3 separate regions of the Mus musculus genome follow, and all the other regions are linked to region 2. Evidence: chromatin loops called from intact Hi-C (ENCODE). Cell type or tissue: heart. All regions are shown on one strand.

Region 1 (8,000 bases), 68 kb before region 2:
CTCTAGCCACAAGAATTAATTTTTCAAAACGCATATAAAGCGACTCAGCTGAGCAAGCTTTGAACTACACAGATCAGACATCTAGCTAGAAATGCTGTCAAATGTATGCTACCCATCACCAGATTGTAATAAATTATGTGGGGTCTTCTTACCTTAAACTTTTGTAAATGGAGTCACAGCCTTCTCAGATTATTGTGAATCAAGCAAGATTTGTCACGCAACTATCAAACAGCAGGAAGAGTGCCTTGATAATGAATTCCTATTAGCATCAGGATTAAACATTGGATTCAAATGCTGGCATTAAGAATGGGGCTATCCCTTCCTGTGACTAATCCTCGATTCCTGTTGTAGTGGAATCGCCGGGGCCTAATGAGTGATCTACTCTGACCTGATGTTGGTCATGCGAAAAGGCTATCAGTGTGTGAGAGGTAATTATAAAATGGCCTATTTCCCTTGCTTCACACAGTCACTAGAACCTCAACCTCTGTGTATAAATTTCCCCAACAGTTTAGCTAGTTCCAAGGAAAACAATCAACTGAAGCCCAGCACTGCGGACAATAAAACATTACCTCATGTTGGCTTTTCTTTACTGGTAGAAAGAGAACTCCAAGCTGTTTTCTGCTTCCCACTTCATATCCCCTAACAGGGCCAAACCAGGATGGCTATATCTCTCAACTATCAAATGAGAAATCCACTTCCAACAAAGAACCCTAGGGAGCCACCGCGCACCCTATCTTAGGTTATACGAAATGTTAGCAGAGGCACCGAAGAACATTGTGCACCCCAACTGTCTTCATCCACAACACCTAAGCAGCACAGTACCCTTTCCTTAAAAACAAAAGTCTTATAAAAAAAAAAAAAAAAAAAAAGCAACCGTAGTCAGGACAAGAAAAGGAAAACAGTATCTTTATTGTGTAGTTCTAACAAACATTCACTGTGTGCACATTCCAGTAGAAAGAGACAAAGATCTTTGTTCAAAATAAGCTGAAACCAAATAGGTAAACAAACCCCATCGTTGAATTCACAAAAGGAATGTAGTATTAGCCACTCAGTTGAGGGTGCAGGAAAAGACAAGCCAAATAACCGAAAGGAGCGTCTGCCCAAGCAGCTGATTAGACGAGGCAGGCGTGGGCAAGGAGTGGCCCCTGCCATTCATGAGTAGGACACTGGGTGTAAGGCAGGTGACTGGCACACCCCTGCTTCTTCAGCCTCCCTCCTAGACCACTCCCACAAATCCCAAAGCTGGCCAAATGTGACGGAGCTCCCCGTTACTTTTGGGATATTTGGCAACTGAATCTCACAGCTTCAACCCTTCGGTTTCTCGTTGAGACAAGACATGTCTGAGTCCACTTCCCTTGGGGTAGGAGGCAATGAACATTTACGATCCTTGCTTCAGTCATCTCAGGTCGACTTCAGCCGGACGGGCATCACTGGAGACAGAAGCATGAGTGCTGCATGTGATGACACACCTTGCTTGTAAATCACTTTCCACTGCTTGCCATCAGCACTTAATGAGCACAAACCCTACACCGTGAGCCCCGATGGCAACTGCTGGAAGAGCCAGCCAGCTCAAGTGACAGCTCTGGACAGACTTGTCTCTGCTTAAGTAAGTCCATACACTGTGTGCTATTGCTTTCTGTACATCACTCAGTGATGAAAACCAGCTCCCAGGGCTGGGTAGAAACTTTTAGAGAATGGGTGTTAACACATTTTATCTGGGTAGCACAAATCTCTCATGTTCACCTGCCATTACCTGTATATGTGGCAGCAGCTGGTCACCTCAAGAATAAACAATCAAACCTGCCCACGCCCACAGGTCAGGAGGTGCTGTCAGTGGATAGGAACTGCCTCCTCTTGGTCTTAATGTTTTTTCATGACCCTCAAATGTCCAGGCTTCTTTGACAAGTTTAGACTTTTAAAAGTACACCTGTGCACATGTTGTGTTGCTTTGCCGTTTACGGAAAGCCTTGACAAACGATCACCTAAAACCTACCTTTCCCCTAGCTGTTTATGTAGGCAACAGGATTACAACAAGTAGACCTGAACAGAATCTCATTATGTAGCTTTGGCTGGCTTGGAGCTTGCTCTGTAGACCAGGCTGACCTACAACCCAAGAGAACTGTCTGCTTCTGCCTCCCAAGTGCTGGGATTAAAGATTTAAAAAAAAAAAAGCATCCTTTTTATATAATATAAAATGACATTACATTATCAGTAGTTCAAAAGAAGCCCTGGGTATTGACGGATTTCATGGATCGCAAAGACAAAAGTATGAAAATCTTTTCCTTCTGGCTCTCGGGAGAAAAAGCTCAGCTATAAGAAGCTGGGAAAGACACAAATGTGAAATAGAAAAAACGGCTTTTGGTATTGATGTTTACTGTAGAAATATCAAAACACCGATTCTACTTAAGAATACAGTTCTTTTATTTGGTGGAGTGGTTGTGACATGGTCTCTCTATGTAGCCTGACTGTCCTGGAACTTACTATGTGGACCAGACTGGCCTCAACTCAGAGATTCTGCAGCCTCTGTCTCTCCTACATCGGGATTAATGGTGTGCACCACCATGCCCAGCCGAAAATGCAGTTCTTTAACATTTCCTACAAGCCAGATGTTTTTCACTAGGTGTCCCATCAAGTTTGGAGTTAGCTGGGACGCTCCTGTCCTGCACTCAATGTTCCTTTGTTCTTCCCTTCTACCCAGCATACTCCATGTGACTTCGCTATCCCAGCATGCAGGTCCCGGGCTCCCTGCACACAACCTTCCCTGCCTTTACCTGGAGATGCGCGCCGCATGCCGCTTTTGTTACAGACTAATTACGCTGTCAATCTATGACACAATATTACAGACGTTTCTAAAGACGAATGGTTGATTAAGTCTTCATCTCTGACATAAAAGTCACCTAGAAATCACTCTAAAATATCATATTCAAGTGTGTAAGGAAAAGGTTAATGTTATTTTGATGAATTCTGAATTCATTCAACTGCTAAATCACAGGATACGAGTCCTGGACTGAACTTTTTAAAAAATAGTTTACACGGGCAGACTGGTTTACTGTGCAGTTTCCTGTCCTGTCAAGCCCCTGGCAAGCTGGAAGGGAGGCAGGAGGACACTTCCCAACATCTCTGGTCCTGCTGGAATCCCATGGTTTCCTGCTGGATGTGACACCAGCCCAGAAGCTGACTGGTAATGAACAAAGATGTGAAGAAAGATCATAGAAACTAAGAAACAGCTGGGTACTGTCAGGCACTGCCACAGGGAGAGAGAATACAGTCAGAGGTGCCAGGAAAATGCCTGGACCAACGAGAGAAGGAATTTTAAATGACTGCCTACTTTCCAGTGAAATTCATATCCAAGAGGAAAGAAAGCTTCCAGATTTATCATTACCCTCAATAGAAAGTAGGACAAAACCAAAAGTTGGCGCCATGGAGGTAAAACCCAGATGAAAACCGAAGTCTCTTGGCATGGTCTCCCAATCTGAAGGGGCATGCCGGACAATGACATTTACATCTAAGTTATTTTACTGAGATAAACATAAGTTCAAACTTGAGTCTTGTACTTTAAGACAAGGAATCAGAAATTTGCTAATCGGTAAAGAAAAACAGCAGAAAGGCCTTTGTGAAGCCCCACGGACCGGAGAGAAGTGTATAGAAGGTAAGCACACACACACATCTTTCACTGGTAAAGACAGCCAGGGTGGAAGATGGTTAGAAACCAGTGTCAGACCAGAGAGCGCATGTTGGTCCCTTTTTAAACTGCTCTCCTGTAAGTAGTGTTTGGTTCTCTTTGTAAAAGAGATTACTCTGAAGTCAGTCCTTCTTCAGCTCTTAGATTCCTAAGAAATCAAAGGGATGCACACTTTGTGAAGTATTTTGGGAAAAGAGGCGGGACTTAGAGACAGGAGGAGCCATCAGCTACACTGTCTGGAGGGGGCAGGGGTAGATAGCCACTGTTGCTGTACTTCATTTTTAAAAATAACATCTGGGGTGTGTGTGTGTGCGTGTGTGTGCAAAGACCATAGCACACATGTGGAAGTCAGAGGACAACTTTTGGGAATCGGTTCTTTCTATCCTGTGAGTGCAGTGACTCAGACACAGGTCATCAGGCTTCGCGGCAATTGCTTTTATCCACTGAGCCATCTTGCTGGCCCCTTACTTCTAACAATCATAAATAAGATCATCTGGCAGCTGTGTTTGAAATAAGATACACACAACTTCATGAATTAAATCCCTTATGATGAATGACAAAATTAAATCAGAATTAAAAAAATAAATTTACTTAAAAAGAAAAATGGGAAAAGATTCATAACCTGACTGCTGTTCCCTTAACTATATCTACTATGAATTCAAATTATGAGAAATCATGTACTGTCCCCAAAGGCCATGTCACTACAACATAGGAACTCTAAGTCATTGGCATCAACTTTTGAAATGAAAGGAAGGAGTGGGAACCAATGAGAGAAACCCTGGCAAGGACACAGAGTGAGCAGGTGCTTTGGGCGTCAGGCTCTGGCGGATGAAAGACTCTGGTCGTACACTGAAGGAGGATAGATATCTGGTCAACCATCTTGGCTCCAAGGGGAAAGAAAACAACTGGCAGGTTCCAAGGAGGGAACACCCTGCAGCCTCCACACAAGTCTCCTCCTCTCATCGCAGGAGCACGTGCTCCGCACTTCAACGAGGTCTCCTCAGGAGGATTTGCTGTCAGCCCAGAAGTGACGATACAAGAAACCTATAAGAATAGCGCCCACGATGGGGACAAACCAATACGCCCAGGAACTGGAAAAGAAGGAAGAAAAAGCAGTATGTTAAGAATATTCTAAGCAAATAATTGAATGTTTTTCAGCGCTTATGTTTAATATACATGAGACAGGGGTCTTGATTTATCTTGATTTTTCTCTTAATTTAATTGCTTTTACCATAGAGTATTTGAAAGGAAAAACAAAGCCAAGTCTACATTTATTTGTGTATGTGCAAACAAGTGCCCAGGCATGATGTATTTGTGGAGGTCAGAGGACAACGTGTAGGAGTTGGTTCTCTCTTTCTAGCACATGAGAACTTAAACCAGCAGACTTGGCAGGGGTCTTCTTGTTAAGCTAACCTGCAGGGCCCTAAAGAGCCCCTTTAAAAAAAGATGCTAAAAATAAAAAGAATCTGATATGCAAGACATGGTTGTGTGCTTTTAATCCCAGTACTCTGGGGGGCAAAAGCACGTAAATCTATTGAGAGTTCAAGGCCACACAGTTGACACTTCTCAAAAAAAAAAAAAAATTCAAAAAAAAAAAAGGATGTAGCTTAGTGGTAGAGGACTTTCTATCTATCTATCTTATCTTATCATGCATAAAGCTCTGACTTTGAACCCTAGCACCACAACACATCAAAAACAGAATGTGGGACTGGAGAGGTGGCTCAGCGGTTAAGAGCAGGGACTGCTCTTCTAGAGGTCCTGAGTTCAATTCCCAGCCACCACATGGTGGCTCCCAACCATCTGAAATGGGATCTGATGCCCTCTTCTGGTATGTCTGAAGACAGCTACAATATACTCATATAAATAATAAATAAATAAAACTTAAAAAAGAAAAAAAAATCCACTGGCCAAAAACAGAATGCACAATAAGCTGTCAAAACATATATACAAGCTGGACACGGTGGTACATGCCTACACGGTACAGCCTCTGGAGGCTGAGGCAGAATTGCAGCCACCTAAAGACTATCCTGGGCTACTCTGTAAGTGCCAGCCCAGCCCCAGCTATGTATGCATCAAGATGCTGTCAAGCAAGCAAACAAGAACAGCAAAAAAGGAAACAGATACATACGTACACACAGCCCACAATCACGGAATTTGGATACGGAGGCAGGAGGATCCAGAGTTTAAGGACTAGGAAATAGTTATTTAAAGTACTTGTTCAGGAAATTAATTGTGATCCCAGGACTCAAGTAAAAATTCAGGGTGCAGTGGCTATGCTTGAAACGTCAGTGCCGGGGAATAAAGATGGGAAGATCCCATGCATTTGCCAGCCTGGCTGAGCTAGTATACCACAGGACAGCGAAAGGCCATGTCTCAAAGGAGACAGTGTTCCTGAGAATGCAGGCAAAGACACATGCACTTAAAAAAAAGTTTATAGTCACTCTGGTGTTTCAAAAGATAAATAAGACATACATACATACATACCATTCTAGGTGTTTTTATATAGACATTGTTATTTCTGGGTTATGGGGTTATAGCTATTAAATTTTGCCTTTCTGATTTTCTAAAATAAATTATTATACTACAATATCAATTTTTATGTGTATGGTGCTAGCAGCAGGATCCCTTGAGGAAAATAATAATTCCATATAGATTTTTGTATTATCTATCCTATTACAAGTTTAGAAGCAATACTATCCATCCATAACCAATATTTCTCTTTCCTACCAAGGAAACCACATAGCCCTTGCATCCGAGTAAGAAGCTGGTGATGGAGTCAGGTGGCCAGACTCTCAATGTGCAGTTTTGTTTTGTTTAGGGTTTATTATTTATTTAAAGTCTATGAGAGTTTTGCCTGTATGTATGTGTACCATGTGGGTTTGTGGTACCCTCAGAGATCAAAAGAAGGCATCACATACCCCTGGAACTGAAGTTATGGATGGCTGGCTGTGAGCTACCGTGTGGGTGCTGGGAATTGAACTCAGGACCTCTGGAAGAGCAGTCAGTGCTCTTAACCACTGAGCCACCTCTCCAGCCCCTTAAACCACTTCTTTACAGAGTTTACTAGCTCTGCCTGGCTTGGACTATGAGGCTTTTTATGACTCAAATGTCCTGGTTGCCCCTCAACTTAAGACATATTCAGTTTTAGTATGAAAAAGTTCCAAGCCAATAAAACAAGCTGAGATTGTTAACAAAAATCCTCTCTTTGCCTAACCATATTTACCATAATGTACAAGGAAGGACGGTGGCAAGCTACTCTCAACAAGTGAGATGGCAAGCAGGCAGCTCTGCTTAAAACGCAAATACGCATGCACAGCAGAAACTATGGCACACGGAAACTTCTACGTAATTGAGGCTTCCTGAAGAGGAACCATGAAAGAGTTGGGTCCAAAGATAGGACCCTCAAGGAAACACTGAAGAAAAATTCTTCCAACCAAGAGAGAATGGTTGCCACCAACTTTCCTTTTGCAGTGTTTGTCACTGTGAAGACCAACAGGAACTGCACTTCCAGTGCACTCAAGGAGACGGAGCACCAGTGACTAACTCTGTGTCAGACAACATTCTCTTCTCGGAGACATATCCAGGTTATTGCAGATAACTGTGATTTGTTAAATTTTTTTTGCTTAGTAATATTTTATCATATGACTTTACTAGAACTCATTATTGAATATATGAATTTCCCTAATGTTTGAATGTCTTGAAAAATGTTGCTATAAGCATTCTTTTTGTCGTTGATTTGAGAGGACCTGGTAACTTCAGCGTGTATCAGCTGAACTGATACACATCCACCTGCCTGTCTCCCACGTTCTGAGATTAAAGGTGTGTGTCACTGCACTTGAGGAAAACTTAAAACTTTATAATTTATTTAGTTTATGTGTATGGGTGTTTTGCCTGAATGCATGTGTGTGCACCACATGAGCTCCTGGTGCCCTCAAAGGTCAGAAGGTGTTGGATCCCCTAGAACTGCAATTACAGCTGGTTGGGAGCTGTCAAGTAGATGCCAGAACTAAGCCTGGGTCCTCTACAAGAACAGCCCACGTCCCTTACCACTGAGCCTTCTCTCCAGCCCCAGCTATAAACATTCATGTATCTATTTCCTTGTGCTTTTCTTTTGAGCAATAGTCTTACTATGTTGCCAAGGGTGGTCTCAAAACTCCTGGGTCAAACAATCCTTTACAGCAACTGGAACCACAAGGCGGGCACACTATGCCCAGTTTGTGATATGTTTCTATTACAAGTCCCATAGAAGTGGAATTGGTAGGTCAAAAGTTATTCATAGTGTCAGTTTTACTAGACACTGCCAAAGTGTTCTCAAAGG
Region 2 (8,000 bases):
GGCTTGGTGGCAGGGACCTTTACCTCATTCATCTTCAACAAAGTTTTAAAATAACAATTGATTTGTGGGTTTTTTTTTTTCCTCAGTTGCAGTTGACAGATTTTTTTTTCTCCTGCTGATTTATGATGAAAAGTTGAAGAAAGAGTCTCTGGACTAACTAGCTGAGAATGACTCCCAACACACTGTGGCACCAGCCAATGAGCAAATGACAGCGTCGCCTCCGTCCAGAAACTTCAGAACTGCTAAGCTTGTCGTCAGAGCTCCTGATCCCAGAATACCATTGCTTCTGCCTCCATCAGCGCCAACGAAACAGGTGTTTCCCTCCCTCCTTCTCCCTCTACACGCAGAAGAGAAACATAAATACAGCCATCGCTTCGAGAGTTATGGAAAAGGTGGCCTCTGCAGCCCTAGGAAACAGCTACCAAGGAATTGTAGTCGGAATAGGTTTTGAGCAACCCGGCATAAAGCAACCTGCCAGGTGCCAATTCTGGAAGCCTGCCTGATCTTATTTCATCCCTACGAGAATACAAGGAGAAAGGGACTATAATTATCCTCCCCTGACAGAAGAGAAGGCCAAGAACACAATGGGATGGTGGTTTGGGCTTTATTGTGCTTGGGAAGGGTAAAAGAAACCTGTTCTTCCACTCTTGGAGAAGCCGAGGTGGAAGGCAAGAGCTGGCAAGAAGGAAGAATTATTTCCAAGGTGACAGGGGACAGGGGAATGAAGTCAAGATCTCCCGAGTGTGCATGACAGACAGATTCCAGAGCCCCTGCTTGCTTCATAAAGCCAAACCGCCCCAAACGGAAAGAAGCAGCATTAACATCCACACAGCACAGTCGTAAGGGTCCTTCCCAGGTTACATCTCCACTACCTCTTTGCATCTGTAGCACAGAACAGAAAGCAAAAGGGTGAAAGGTCGCCAGAGAAGGCTTCCAAGGGAGGTGAGCTTGCAGCAGGTTCTAGAAGAGAGATGGACTGTCGGCTTGTGTATGCTTGGCAGACCAAAGAGGGTTTCAGATGAAAGAATTCACAGGCCCTCATGCCAAGCCTGAAACTGAAGGGCACCGGACACTGTAACATTTCAAAGCAATGCCCTTGACTGAGAATAAAGGAGGGGAGCCAGTGTTTGGGAGAAAACAGTAAACAAGCTGGCAGGAACAGGAAATGCTTGCAGAATAAGGTCACGTGCGGCCCCTCCTGTGGTTAAAGTTTTATGACGGTTTTAGCTCAGAGCTGAGGAGATAGATACCTCAGTGGATGAAGGAAGCCAGGTAAAGCCGGGTGCAGTAGTGCCCCTCTGGGAACTCCTACAGCGATACGCAGGTGAAGAACACAGGGGTCCCTGAAAGTCAGAAAGCCAGCTAGGCTGACACCCGAGCTGTCCTCTAACCAGTGTGCACAATTAAATGCTCAAGAGCTCACACCTTGGAGCAAAGAATTAAGGAAAAAAAAGAAAAACCAATCTGTAGTCAAGTGGACTGGCAGTTAAGATCACTCTTGCAGGGACCAGAGTTCTGTTCCCAGTCCCTACAGTTCTACATTTCTGGCAGTTCACAGGCATGAGTCACGCCAGAGACGATACCCTCACATACATACATGGTATACACTCAGACAAACACATGTATATACTCAGAAACAAAAACAAACCTCTTTCTCTCTCTTTTTTTTAATGAGTACAGTGTATAATGAAATTCATGTTGGACCAGCATGAGATCCCAAAGAACAGACCACAGCAATGGTGGGTGTACACGTATCCCAGATGTTTCTTAGGCGTGCCTTGATTATCTCATCCTGGGGACCATTCTGGGTGCTTAGGGCTCCCTCCCAGAGAGGGAGGTGACCTTGGAAACTGGGGCTCCTTTGCAGAGTCACTCCTTCCTGAAGACATCCCAGGAGAATCAAATTATAGATACAGGGCTGGCTGTGGTCTTATACACCTATGTCCCTAGCACTCAGTAAGCCGAGGCAGGATGGTCAGAAGTTCAAGGCCTGCCTAGGTATAGAGAGTTCAAGCCCCCCGGCCCTCTCCTCCCTGTCCAGATAGCTTAGTGATATCTCAAGAAAAAAATAGAAAATATAAATAAAAAGAGCTGGGGATGTAGTTTAATAATAGAGCCTCGCATGTAATAGACCCTGAGTTTTGTTCCTAGTACCAGTTCATACACACACATACACATGCACACACACACAAACACTTGCACATACAAACATACACACCCATACACCCATACATGTGCACATACATGCACATACATACATACATACATACACACATTCACACACACTTGCACACAAAAACATACACATACATGCACATATATACACACAGAAGAGATAGTATTGGGATTTTTTTTTAGCCACCTGTAAAAACAACATTGCTGTTGAAGCATGAAGGAAGCTGGAGAAGTACAAACGCCATGTGTATGTAAAGACATGTAGTGCATAATGCACATGCTTATACAGAAAGTGTTTCCTAGCTGGGCGTGGTGGCGCACGCCTTTAATCCCAGCACTCGGGAGGCAGAGGCAGGCAGATTTCTGAGTTCGAGGCCAGCCTGGTCTACAGAGTGAGTTCCAGGACAGCCAGGGCTAGACAGAGAAACCCTGTCTTGGGGAAAGAAAGAAAGAAAGAAAGAAAGAAAGAAAGAAAGAAAGAAAGAAAGAAAGAAAGAAAGAAAGAAAGATGGAAGGAAGGAAGGAAGGAAGAAAGAAAGAAAGAAAGAAAGAAAGAAAGAAAGAAAGAAAGAAAGAAAGAAAGAAAGAAAGAAAGAAAGAGGGTTTGGCAGCAAGGCTCAGGTTCCTGCTAGAGTGACCAGAGCTCCATCTACCCTCTCAGCCCCTCCCACAGAGGAGAACAGAGCGGCAAGAACAAATAGCTGTGGTTACATTTTAACTTGTGTTTATTTCTCTACAAGTGCTTGTGCTGTTTAATTTGGCCAGTCCACTCAAGATCCTTTTGTAAGTCTGGGTGTGGCTCCTGAACACTAGATCCACGACCTTTGCACACATGCTAAACATTTATAGATTGGAAGGGCTCTTTTTCTCCATCAGTGATCTGAGTAAGTGCCAATCTCCCCACCCCACCCCACCCCACTCCACCCCCAAAAATTAGTATTCTAAAGATAAACTGCCAATAAGTCATCCTGGTCAGCTGAGGGCTGTCTAACAGATAATTTGATAATCCAATTAATTTCAGAGGGCACTGGGGCTTGTTCCTTCCTGATGCTGATTTGGATTTGTAAAGGTTTTCTGGGTTTGCTTTTGTTTTTCATTAAGTAGGATTATCACTATGTTGTACTGGCTGGCCTGGAACTTACTGTTAGACCAGACTAACCTCGAACTCATAGAGAAATCTGATGCCCTCTGAACACAGCAAGGTGTGTGCACCACACCCAGCTAAAGTCTTACTTTATTTATTTGTTTGTTTGTTTGGGGTTTTAGAGACATGATTTTTCTGTGTAGCCCTGGCTGTCCTGGAACTTGCTCTGTAGACCAAGCTGGCCTGGAACTCTGCCTGCCTCTGCCTTTTGTACTGAAATTAAAGGTGTGTGCCACCACGTCCAGCTTAAAATGGGTTTGGTTTGATATGTTGTCCTTTGTTTTCTTAACAGATGCAGAAAGAGCTCTTTAAAGTGATTTCAGCAAATCTATAGACTTAATTTATCAGATGGGAAAACTGAGCTTCAGGGCAAACACAGGTTTTCAGGATCAATAAAAGAACCTGGAACATGTTTTATTTAACAATTCCTCCGGCATCTAAAGCTTTCTGTGGTGATTGTCTTTCGTTTCCCTTATGATCTGCTGGATGGTATTTGGGCCTGGAACTGGAAACCCGTGGACGCCAAGCCGCAGGTTAGTGCTGATGTCAGGGATATTTGAGAATCATTGCTGCCCCCTGCTGTAAGGAAAACAGTTCACAGGTTCCGGAGAGGTATTGAATTTTCCTCAAGGTTTACGTGTATATGTAAGTATACGTGTATGTTTTGTTTTAGACAAAGTCTCTTGTGACTCTGAACGGCCACTAGCCTCAAACTCACTCGAAGCCAAGGATTGCTTTTCACGTCTGGTTCTTCTGCCTCCATCTCTATAGGGTGGGATTACAGGGCTATACTGCCTTGCCTGGGTTCTCTGGTTCTGATGATGGATGTACTTTAGGTAAATTTTCTGCCAACTGAGCTACGTCCTTAGCTTGTCCTGGCTCTTTTTTTCTTTTTTCTTTTCTTTCTTTTTTCTTCCTTTTTGCTTGTTTGGTTTTTTGTTTGTTTGTTTTGTTTTGTTTGATACAGGGTTTCTCCGTGTAACCCTTACTCACTCTGTAGACCAGGCTGGCCTTGAACTCAAAGAGATCTGCCGAAATCTGGGATTAAAGACATGTACCACCACCCCCAGCCATAAAAAAGTAGCAATTTCTGAGGCTTTTTTTTTTTTTTTTTTTTTTTGAGACAGGGTTTTTCTGTGTAACCCTGGCTATCCTGGAACTCACTCTGTAGACCAGGCTGGCCTTGAACTCACTGAGGCTAAATTTTTAACACCATGGAAAGATATAAAGGCACAAGAAACTCTTCCCTGTATCTGTTCCACTTTCCTCTGCTAATTATCATTAATAGTCCTTTCTTTTCTTTGTGTGTGTGAATGTGAGCTGTAAGTGCCTGTGTATGCAGGAATGCACACACTCTTGCGCACGTGAACACACACACATTTTTTAGAAAGTTTTCCTATGTAGCTCTGGATTGCCTCAAACTCACCCATCCTCGCGCCACATCCTCCACGTACCAACATTACAGGCACCGGTTCCCACACCTGACTTAATTTAATCTTTTTAATGAAGAATGGGTCCAGGTGTTTAGTAATACTACCATTTCCAAACCTGCTGGGACATCGAGATCAGAATGTCCCAGGGAGTTTCACTGGAAATCCACAGCTGCCTTCTGTGAACTCCATTCTCATCCCCCAGTCAGGGAAGGAAACTGGAATCTCGACACTGAAGGGCGCGTCCACGGTGCCGGTGTACAGACCACTGTGCGAACAGCCATCCACCCTCCCGTTTCTTGCTACAGGGGCAGCTCCTGTTTCCTGATTTCCTGTTACTCACGGGTTATTCACCAGAGCCTTATCAGGGTGTCTGCACAGCACCAAGACCCTGTGCCTTTCTTCCAGACCCGGGGAGGTATGGTGTGGTGTGAATTTCGACACAGCCAAGGCGGTGTTGCTGGGGGTTAGTTGGTTAGTGTGGGTGTTGGCAGCCAGCTGGGGCTCGGGTAGGGAGCCTGTGTGTGGGTGAAACTCAGGAATCCTGTGGCACTACAGTTACAGAAAAAAATTTAAAGGCCCAGCCCAGGCCTTTACGAAGTACAGCTGAGTCTGACAAACCCAGAACCAGCCCCAGCTCTCAGATCTTCTGGGGCGAGGGGTTGGGAGGGGGCGGGATACAGTTCCCTGTGGGCCCTTCTAAATCAGATAAGACATAATGCAGATGAAACGCGGGTGGGAAACGCACGGTAGACAGCAGATTACAGTCATAAAAAGAGATGACAGATTTCATCGTCACTCATGACCCACCCAAATGTCACGTCCTCTGGGCTCTTTCCCTGGCATTTCCTGCCCCAAGTGGATGTTCTTTCCATTGTACTCCCCGACACTTGAAATCGAACAACAAAAGGAAAAAAAAAATACTACTACTGCTGCCTGAGGTTTCCTGGGTCAGAATATCTAGCTGCTTTCCTGTTTGATCTCCCACCAGTCCAGGGGTCCCAGGGAGTTAAAGGCCCACGGGCTGTTTAGTCACGTGGTCTTCACTTTTCTTTCTTTCTTTTTTTTTTTTTTTTCTTACATACTCAATTAGCTTTCTAATTTCTGTAGCCCTAGAAACAGACCTATACCCGGGCCTCTTGATCCGTAACAAAAGTAGCACTTCAGAAATGAGGGGTTTTGCTTTTGGTTTTCTATGTTTATGATTTTTACAGTGAGTTGGTATGTATCACATGTGTGCAGGTATCCATGGAGACCAGAAAGTATCATATTGTCTGAAACTGGATTTGCTGGCAGTTGTGAGGCACCGTGTGGATGCTGGGAACTGAACCCACCGTTCAAGAACAGTGTGCGTTCTTAAACTCTGAGCCGTGGGTCTGTTAGCCCCGGAAGGGGATTTTCTTAAAGAAGGTCAATGAATCCGATACTCATAGAAAAATAAAATGCACCTGAGCCCTGTTGTTCGCCATTCTCAAACATCAGAGTTAGATTCGATAAAAGGTTACACATGGGGCTGAGGCTGTAGCACCGCTGGTTGAATGCTTGGGTTCCAGACCACCACCGCAGAAAACCAATGTGGTGATGCCTGCCTGTGATCCCACCCATGAGGACTTGACACAGGAGGATCAGGAACTCTGACACTGTCCTTGGCTACAAGCAAGGCCACTTTGAGCCTTTCCTTTGAGGCAGAGGCAGACAGATCTCTGACTTCAGCCTGACAATATGTTGAGTTTCTGGCCAAGCATGGCCACATCTTGAGTCATGAGGATGGGGTAGGTGAGGGAGAGAGAGACAGTTCAGATGGTAAAAGCACCTTTCGCACAAGCCTGCCGATCTGACTTTCCATCCCTGAAACCTCATGGTGGAAGGAGAGAGCTGACTCCTGAATGTTGCCCTCTGACCTCCACACACACCACTGGCATGCTACCCTTTCAGCCTCTCGCTCAGCCTCATCTTTTTTTTTTTTTTTTTTTAAAGACTGTTGCTAGGGCAACAGTTAGTAAAGTGCTCGCCTTGCAAATTCAAAGCCTTGAATTAGATCCCCAAAACCCTTGTAAAAAGCTGGGTGTGACTGCAATCCAGGTGCTGAGAAAGCAGAAAGAGGTGGATTTTTGCTGCTCACAGCCTGGCCCAGTTAGTGAGCTCCAGGCCATCGAGAGAGCCTTTTGGCTTCTGGGATTGTCCTCTGGCCTCCACACATACCTGTATGCACACACACTCACACACACACACACACATTTTGAAATATTTTTATTACTTTTAATTATGTGTATGTAGATATACATCTTGGTGTGGGTATGTCATGTAACCATGGCACCATGGAGATGACCATGGAAGCCAGAGGAGAGGCTGTTTCTGATCCCCAGGGGCTGGAGTTCCAGCCAGATACGAACGTCCCACAGAGGGTGCTAGGATTTGAACTCGGGTTCTCGGCGAAAGCAGCAAGGGCTCTTAAACACTGAGCCATCTCTCCAGCCCCCTATTTATTGTTGTTGGTTGGTTGGTTGGTTGGTGATTTGAAACCAATCCTCTCTCTGTAGACCAGGCTGACCTAGCCTCCAGCTCAGAGATCTCTTGCCTCTCTTTCCAGAGAGCTGGGATTAATGGTATAGGCCTATACAAGCCACCCAGGGTCTCAATACTGAAAGAAGAAAGTGGACAGGATCTGTAAACTATCTGTAATTGACACCCTCTGGTAAGGGGGAAACAGTTTTCTCCAATGGAGCTTTATTTTTTTTTTTTTTTTCCAACCCCCCACCCCCCGGAGCTTTATTTTATATATCAGCCCTCAGAGCAGTCCCAAGCCTTGGAGAAATAAGCCTTGGAGTATTTTTGTGAACTTTTTGTTTCATTTTACTTTGTTTTAGCTTTTTTTTTCTTTTTCTTTCTTTCTTTCTTTCTTTTCTTTTTTTTTTTTTGTCTTATTGGTCTTCCTATTTATTTTGATTTTCATTGTGTGTGTGTGTGTGCGTGTGTGTTCTGTGAGGACTTTTGTTCTTGTTTCTTTGGGTTTTTGTTTGTTTCTGAAAAAGAAAGATAGAGAACAGAAAAATAAAGGCAAGAAGGCAGTAAAGATCTGGGGAGGGATTGAGAGAAGGAAAAAAATGATCAAAACATGTTGTGTGAAAAAAATTTTTAACGAGAAAAGAATTCTAAAAAAGCATATGCTACCACACCTGACCCCATTTACATTTTTATTATCATTTTAATATTTATACTTATTATATTTTTGTGGGTCTGAGTGTTTTTGC
Region 3 (8,000 bases), 180 kb before region 2:
GCTGAATTACAACACCCACTTCCTCCACTGTATCTTCAAGTCTACCTACCTCTAAGGGAGAAAAAAAGCTATACTGAAGTCCTATGAAAATATTTAAAGCCTTTTTCAAAGAGATCATAAAATACTTGTTATGTTACTGGATATATATATATATATATATATATATATATATATATATACTTCATAGTAGCACTTGGCTTTGGGTAAGGAGTACTGACTAAAACACAGAAAGCATTGTTTCTGCTGAGGTTGAACTTTCCCCCCACGCCTCTTACTTTCAGCTTGTTTCTCAGCTCTGTACAATGGAGAAATTAAATTAATATCCTTGATATCTAATACCAAGACCCTAAAATTCAAAGAAGGTAAGTGTAAAGTCTAAAAAATAAATCTATCCAAACAATGCAGGGTTAAAATATTTACTACAACAAAGAAAACATTTTTTAAAGTAATTGTCAGCTGTTTAAGGTACATATCCTATAAACTTTCCCAGAACTGTCTTGGGGCCTTTTTTCCCCCCTAAGCATCATTCCTATTATGTAGCTTTTCTTATCCTTACATATAATGAAACAGAAATAATGTCAATAATTGCTGAATAGATTATATATCATTTTGAAATTTACAACATCCAAAAGTTTTCAGTTTGGAATTTTCAAACTAAGTATGTGTTTGGTGTCACTGCTGTATTTATTAATTTGTCATCTTTACGTTTGAATCTTTGCAAATTTAGTTTGTGTTTAAGAACAATTTAACTGAAATACTAAAGTAGAACACCCAACACATAATTTTAAATGATCCTAAGGGATTTTCCCAAGGCCTCTCAAAGCAGATACAACGGCCTACAAGCAATTCAAGCACAGCAATGAAATCCACTGAAACATTTAGCTGCTCTAAAAGAAGGATCAGGCTTCTTAGTAAAAAAAAAAACTAGATTGTGTGAGTCTGCAAAGTTTCCCACTTTCCCACTTCAACTCCATCTCAGAGAAAGCCTTTGCACACTGACACACTATGCTGTAACAGGGCACTTTGCTGACCTTCCAATAGTCCAGCTCTATGAAAAGTCTGTGATGGGTGTAACTTCAGAGAATCTGAAAAACACAAAAAGCATTAAGTACTTTTTATGCTGAATGAGAAAAAAATGCCAAGGATAGCATACATCTCTTACATAACTATTATGTATTTTTAAGAGCCTAAGCCCATATTAGTTTAGTCTGCAAAAGGAAGGTTGGGTTGCTTCTACACTGGTCTCTAAAGCTAAACTTAGATTTTGATAAAGCATTTGTTTCATGGAAAATTATCTAATGATTACTGCCCAAATGGTATTACTGTCTTGACTATTTTTAGCATCCAATTGTGCATTAGCCCTATTCTAAGGATCATCTCTTGATATTTTCTCTTCTTTCTGACACTTCAAACTACAATATTTCTAAGCTACTTTAGGTAATATCTGAAAAACATCCTACAGGATAGTGACTGCCAACTAAATTCATCAAAGCAACAGACAATGGCCTGTAGTCTATAAAGTCTAGCACCTTCCAGGGCAAACCACATCCCTCTGATTCACTTCATATAAATACATTAACACCAGGCTTAGTCCTTCTCTACCCCAAAGAGGTGAAATTTTCTGGTGGGTTTGTAAAACCAAAAAAATAGGAGAAATGCTGGATTTCTTGGGAAAAGGGTTCACCATGGTTTATTTGTAAAAAAAAATATAAAAGAACTGTCTTTAGCCTCCTTCCACTGGTATAAGAAATGAGTACAGATGGGGGCATTTTTGATTTGATACCCCTTGCAAGGGGAACCTGTTCTGACACATTCTTGTGGTGTCCAGTGTAGGAATTTAACCCCAGCAGAGATCACCTCAAGTATTAATGTTTTAGATGCTGGGAATCCCCTGCAGGCCTTAGCCAAAGTAGTTTTAAATGGGATTTTCTGTTCATTGCCTCCTCTCTGCACGAAGCCCTTGAACAGCAACAGAAGAGAATTTTTCTCAAAGGGCAGGACTGTGCCCGAGCCTGGTACTCCAGGGAGAGGAATACAAGTACTCCAAGGAGGGCATCCCTATCTTTGTAAAAGAGAAGTAATTAGAATGTCACGGAGGTGGAAAGAGAGAAAGAAGATTGGGGCCTTTTCCAGGCAAGAAGATGACGAGGAAAGGAAGAACGCCTGGCCGAGGGGGGCCGTCCCGACATGGGGAGGGAGTGGACTAGGCCGGGGAAGGGGGGGGAGTAGGACGACCGCGCACAAACAAGACCAGAGGGAGAAAAAAAAAAAAATGGTGACCCTGAGCTCCGAAGCCCCTCGGGGCCACGCAGCCCGGCGTGGGGCAACTTTGCCAAAGAGGAGAGTCCGGGGGACACGAGCCGCGGCGCCCCGATTCCACCCCCCCTCCCCGGTGTCCCCAGCAGCGGGACCAGTGGGGTGATTCCCGAGCCGGGGGAGGACTGGGCCGGCAGTCCGCCGAGTGTGGTGGAGTCCGGACCCGCCGACCGGCAGGTTGCGAACCTCCGGGACCGCAGAGGACTCTGGGGGGCGCGCGGACCCTAAGCCCCCCGCCGCGCCGCCGCGCCGCGCCGCGCTGGGGAGGGGGGCGCCGCTCGGCAGCTCCGGGATCACCCCTGGCCCTCCGCGGCCAGCCCAGGACTCTCGTGAGGGGCAAGCCCGCCCGAGCCCGGCCCCGACGGGGGACCCCCCCACCCCAGCCCGGGACTCCGCGCGCTCGCGCTCCCCGCCCCCACGCCCCACCCCCCCACCCCCCCATCTGACTCACCTCGCGAGTACAGGGACTTGGGCGATTCCAGGTCTAGGTCCGCGCTGAGCAATGAGATGAAGTCCGAGGGCATCGCAGCTCGACCCAGCCCGGCCCGAGGGCAGCGGGAGGGGGGGAGCGGCGGTGGCGGCGGCACCTCCTCTCCGGGATCCGCGGGCACCGAACCGGGGGCGGTGAGGCGAGGGCGGCAGCCGCTGCCTCCTCCTCCTCCTCGAGGGCAGTCACTTCCCACCCGGCCGAGCGATGAGAAGGGCGGCGGAGTGGAGGGAACAGCTCTGCGGAGTGGAGAACTGACTCCCGGTGAGTCCAGAGACCAGAAGCTTCGGACCGGGGAAAGGGGAAGAGGGAGAGCCAAACGGGTCCGTTTCGGGCTTCTCCTCAGCGCACACTGACGGCCGCCGCCACCGCCGGCGCCGCTGACAGGAATCTGAGCCCCGCCCCCTCGTGGGGCACTGCGCACGCGCGGAGGGGGGGAGGTCCGGGAGCCCGGAAGAGCCTGGCGGCCGGCGGAGGGCGGACAGGCGCGCCACGGAACAGCATCAACAAGGGCTTCGCTTCCTGCCGTCGCTGCTGCGGCCGCTGCTGATCCCGGGCTGGGAAAGGGCCCCGCCAGCCAGCAGGGAGGGTGGAGGGAGGCGGCCTGGCTTCTGGGGCCCTGAGAAGGGAAAAGATTTTTTTTTTTTTTTTTTTTTTTTGCCTCGACCTGGTGGCGGCGAGCCTGAGGCGGCCGGCCCTGCTCCGTGGTGTACTTAGGAGGACACAGACCCTGGGGGACCTGGATGTCAGCCAGGAGGGGAAAAGCCCTCCAGGGACTTGCAGCGATCGAGGCCCGCTCGCTGGAGCTCAGCACTGGGGAATGGAGTTCCACAGCTTGGACAGCAACCGGGCCCTTCGGGGTTTTTCATAGCAGTGTCTGCAGTGAGCTGGTCAAGGGGCTATCAGACTCACTTTTTAATTAAGAAAGGGCAAGCCATACTCACCACCACCACCACCATCACGAGTTACCAAGTTTTGTTTGTGGATTTTGTTGTTGTTGTTCCTGTTCGTGGATTTTTTTGTTGTTGATGATTTCTGTTGGCCCACTCTGGCCTGGAGCTCACTATGTAGATCAGGCTGGCCTCAAACTCACAGAGCTGTGCTTGCCCCTGCCGGTCAGAAGTCACCATGCTCGGCTATTGATTCTTTTTAATGAAAATATTTTCCCCCCACGTTACCCACCACACCAAATTTACGGCGACTGCATTTATTTATTTATTTAGACAGGTGATTTTGTTATGTAGGTCTAGCTGGCCTGCAATTCGCTGTGTAGATTTAGACTGGCCTCAATTTTAGGGCAGTTCTCCTGACTCAGCTTTTCGAATGCTGGGATTACAGAAGAGTACCACCATGCCTGGCTTTGATTTTTGTTGTTGTTGTTGTTTAAGTTTATGTATAATGATGTCTCTGATAGTGAATGGTCGAATTTACTCCGGAGTGGAAAATAAAAGACAATTTAAAAATGGGATCATGTGAGTCCACATGGCTTGTGTGTAATGCACACGCGTGCGTGGGGTAGGGGGAGAGAAGTAAGCAAACATACTCTTCCACACGGGTTTTCATTTTTTTCACTGTGCTAAGGGAGAATGGAGGGAAAACATGTAAATGAGATTTTTTTGGCTGCTCTGTTCTCGGGGGCTAAAAGTTTCCGTTGCAAAAACACATCCTCACCTCCACCACAGACTGTTTCCTGACTCTTAATAGACTTTTGGGAAATTTTTAATCGAGTTATTAAAATATCAATTTGAGCACAGGGTGCGCATCTTGGAAAATAATTTTTAATTCTGTGTGGGATTTTGATGCCAACAGCCACGTGGGCAGTGTTTTTCAGGTGTTAAAGATGCCTTGATGTATGTTACTGTGTCTACAAAGCTGGTCACAAATCCTAAAACCCTGCGGATGTACCCATATAAATCCCTAACAAAGTTTTGCCTCTGTGATTTTGGGCACTTTATTGTGACTTGGAATGCTGGAGTTGGGGAAGAGTCTCTGAGCAAGGGAGGCCCCAGTGCAGGCAGCTCTGGGGTGGGCCCTTTAGCAAGCTTAACCTACAGACCTAGAATTTACATTTGTGTTATCAGAAACCACCTATCCTTTCATCTGAACATCTGATACAGGCTGCCTGATTATCTTCACTGAATTCTTAGTGATAATTAATGAACCCTGTGAGCATTTTCATCAGTCACAAGGAAGGTTTTTTGAGCCACCCCAACACATAGCAGAGCAAAACAGGAAACTACCCTCAAAATTCTATGGCCACTGTACTCTGTTGTAACACGTCCCAAGGGAAGTCCCTTCATAGCTGCTAAGAGACCCGCTCATTTGATAAGAGAAGATTCAAACCTCCTATTGCCTAACACGCTAAGGCCAATTGAAATCCTATAGCTTTGAGTTGGAGTAAAACATTGGTTGGTGACCTAGCCCTTCCATTAGTCACTACATAATACATGAAGAGGAAATTACAATGGACCAGGCTGAGCCTCAGTACTGAGAAAGCGAGGTGAATCACTAAGCATAGTCCTTTCTCCAAACCTATGAGATTGAAACACACTTAGGGTATAGGAAATCCCCTTTCTGACCCTAGTTAACAAGTCAAGAAGGGCCAAGGCCTCTTCCCCTTTCAGCTCTTCTCTGCCCTTTACTCAAAGTTTTTCCATTATGCTTTCTGTTGATCAGATTTTCTCTGCTTAGAGAATAGCGAAGTGAAGAGGGATCCTCCAAAGTGTGACTAAGTGTGACTTGTCTTTGACAGTTAATTCTCTAGACTGGCACTCTGCAGGCTCAGGACCTACCACCCCAACAGGCGCTGCACTGAATACTGTGTGTGTGTGTAATATTTTTGAGACAGACTCTCTCTGTAGCCTAGGTTGGCCTACCTTTTCAGTATGTACATCAGGTTGTCCTCAAACACCCAGTGGTCCTCCTGTCTCAGCCTCCAGGTGCTGAAATTATATCCATGAGCCACATGCAGAGCAAACATTTGCTATAACTAAATGGATGAAAATTCAAAGCCCCTCCTTCAATGGATACATTCTTCAAAAAACTGTTTCAATTGAATCTTTAAGATGTATGCCTTATTGTATGCATATGTGCCTACTTGTGGGCAGATGCGCCCTGGTGCACTTTTTGAGTCAGAGGAAAACTTTGTGAGATGAGTTCTCTCCTTCCACCTTTACATTGGGTTTCAAGGATCGTTGAGCATCTCCCCAGCCCTGATTTAGAAGGAGAATTTTTGTTTCCATGCTTTGCAGCAATGTAGAAACCTAGATTTACACCAAACACGTTGGCCCATAACACAAACTCTGAAAGCAGGAGAATCGATGTGAACTGCAGGTTACAGTTTGAGACCTTGTCTCAAACAGCAACAAAAGCAAGCAAACAAAGGGGGGGAAAAGGTTTTCATTTTATTCTTTTCAGTATCAGTGACTTAACTCAAATAAGTCAAGATCGGTGATACATGCCTGCAATCTTGCCACAGAGGAACGCTGAGCGAGAATATTGACAAGTTTTCAAGTGAGTTCAAGGCCAGCTTGAACTATGTAGAGAGATTCTGTCTCAAAAACAAAACAACAAAAGACTACTGTAGCTCAGAAAAGTGTTTGCCTGGCATGGGCAAAGCCCTGGTTTCAATTGGCAACTCTGCAAACACATGTGCTTACAACCTCAGTAGAGGCAAGAACAGAGGTTCAAGATCACCCTTGTTTATATATAGGCCCAGGGGGATCCTAACCTAGGATACAGGAGCCCCTGTCTCAAGTAAGTAAGTAAATAGTGACCCGAATGCAGGGTGTGGGCCTGTAACCCCAACACTCAGGAGGTAAAAGCAGGAGAATCAGAGTTACATGGGATTCTGAATCAAGAAGAAGAGGAGGAGGAGGAGGAACAAGAGGAGGAGAAGGAGGAACAAGAGGAAGAAGGAGGAAGAGGAGAAAGAGAAGAAGGAGGAGGAGGGGGGTGGCAGCGGCGACAAAAACCCAGGTAGATATGGAGGTACCTGCTGTCACCCCAGTGCTTGGGAGACAAGCAGAAGTTCAAGACCACACTGAGCTACATGAAACTGTGCTTCCACACAGCAAAAGCAAAAGCAGCTGCGAGCGAAGGTGTGTATCTTTGACCCCGACACTTGAGAGGCAAAGCAAAGCAAGCAGATCTCTGTGAGTTCTGGGCCAGCCAAGACTACATATTGAGACCTTGTCTCAAAAAAAAATTTTTTTTTGATCATTATATACTTTGTAAATTAAACATGACTTCTGATCCTCATAGTATTTCCCTGGGTGTTCACTGATGTCTCAAATTCCATTCCCCTTTACCTGTAATTCATATAATGATATATTTTAGACACAACTCACTGTCAGTACTTCTTCATAAAACAGCCAAGACAAGCAAGAACGACAAAAATGAAATCATTTAAACATTTAAAATGTGGAAATTACTTCTTGTAAAAAACAAAATCACAATAGGTTCATGGAACAAAATGTACAGATGTGGCAGTGTGTATAGTTCTTTTATATTACGTCCCAATCAAATACCATATTCCCTAGTTATTTGATAATCTCACCAGAGGCAAGATTCAACTCCAAGTTGTTCAGATTACATAACAGAGCGGCAGTTTTTATATCAGCAGTGCGTTCTTTAACCCCTCCTGAACCCGCTTAGGCACTTGTATGAACAGTGTAGCCGGATGTACTGTAAATGAAAGAGGTTCAAATATCAACCACTGAAAAGAAATTAAATAAATAAACTCATACAGAAGAGAAGAATATGTTGTCACAAGACCTACAGAACCATTGCCCTTGTAATACAATTCAGGCTGTTAAGATGATTTTAGTCACACATATATTGTAAGGAACCTGGCTAAACAAACACAAAACCTGAAAGGAAATTTTCCAGAGCAATTTAAGTAATCGGCCAAAGAAAGTTTGGACCACAGGTTCATTTTGCCCCGCCCTGAGAACTCTCCTTTATAATAATAAAAGAGAGTCGATAGTGGTGGGAAATAGCAATGACCTCATTGTGCTGAAATTCCAATTAAATTTATATTTGGTTATGTTTATGTGTCAGTATCACACTGAAGACATGTTCTAGCAAATATTCCTGAAGGTGAAATTAGACCATACTATTTGCATCAGGTCTAGAATATTCCCCTATGTTCCAAAGTGTCTTTGTCTTATTATAACCAGACATTTAATTCTATAAA

What was found. Peaks named below come from ENCODE experiments on the same cell type or tissue, not always from the same donor. Only the 100,000 strongest peaks of a DNase experiment are listed, where the experiment ranks them.
Region 1: it touches region 2 in a loop (4-fold over the local background); 14 of 42 quality-filtered maps call a loop at or near these places.
Region 3: a loop joins it to region 2, with 2.9 times the contacts of the local background. A loop is called at or near these places in 4 of 42 quality-filtered maps.

The regions. Positions count from the first base shown.
Region 1 is chr8:107,180,351-107,188,350 of GRCm38, reverse strand. Cyb5b (cytochrome b5 type B) reads right to left here. Exons shown (of 5, transcript NM_025558.5): 5 at 881-4,773. The coding sequence ends at 4,683. Among named protein-coding and RNA genes, the nearest start is that of 4930517G24Rik, 21 kb to the left of the region's middle. In heart, a CTCF peak has its summit at 5,513 (motif pointing left); no DNase peak of the experiment used is centred here.
Region 2 is chr8:107,112,102-107,120,101 of GRCm38, reverse strand. No RefSeq gene overlaps it. Among named protein-coding and RNA genes, the nearest start is that of Gm39240, 8.0 kb to the left of the region's middle. In heart, CTCF peaks have their summits at 799 and 3,905 (motif pointing left); DNase peaks (open chromatin) are centred at 3,861 and 5,471; H3K4me3 peaks cover 675 bases; H3K27ac peaks cover 1,977 bases.
Region 3 is chr8:107,288,666-107,296,665 of GRCm38, reverse strand. Nfat5 (nuclear factor of activated T cells 5) reads right to left here and starts at 3,196. Exons shown (of 15, transcript NM_018823.2): 1 at 2,768-3,196; 2 at 1,032-1,085. The coding sequence starts at 2,840. In heart, CTCF peaks have their summits at 3,349 and 3,958; DNase peaks (open chromatin) are centred at 2,355 and 3,275; H3K4me3 peaks cover 2,912 bases; H3K27ac peaks cover 2,742 bases.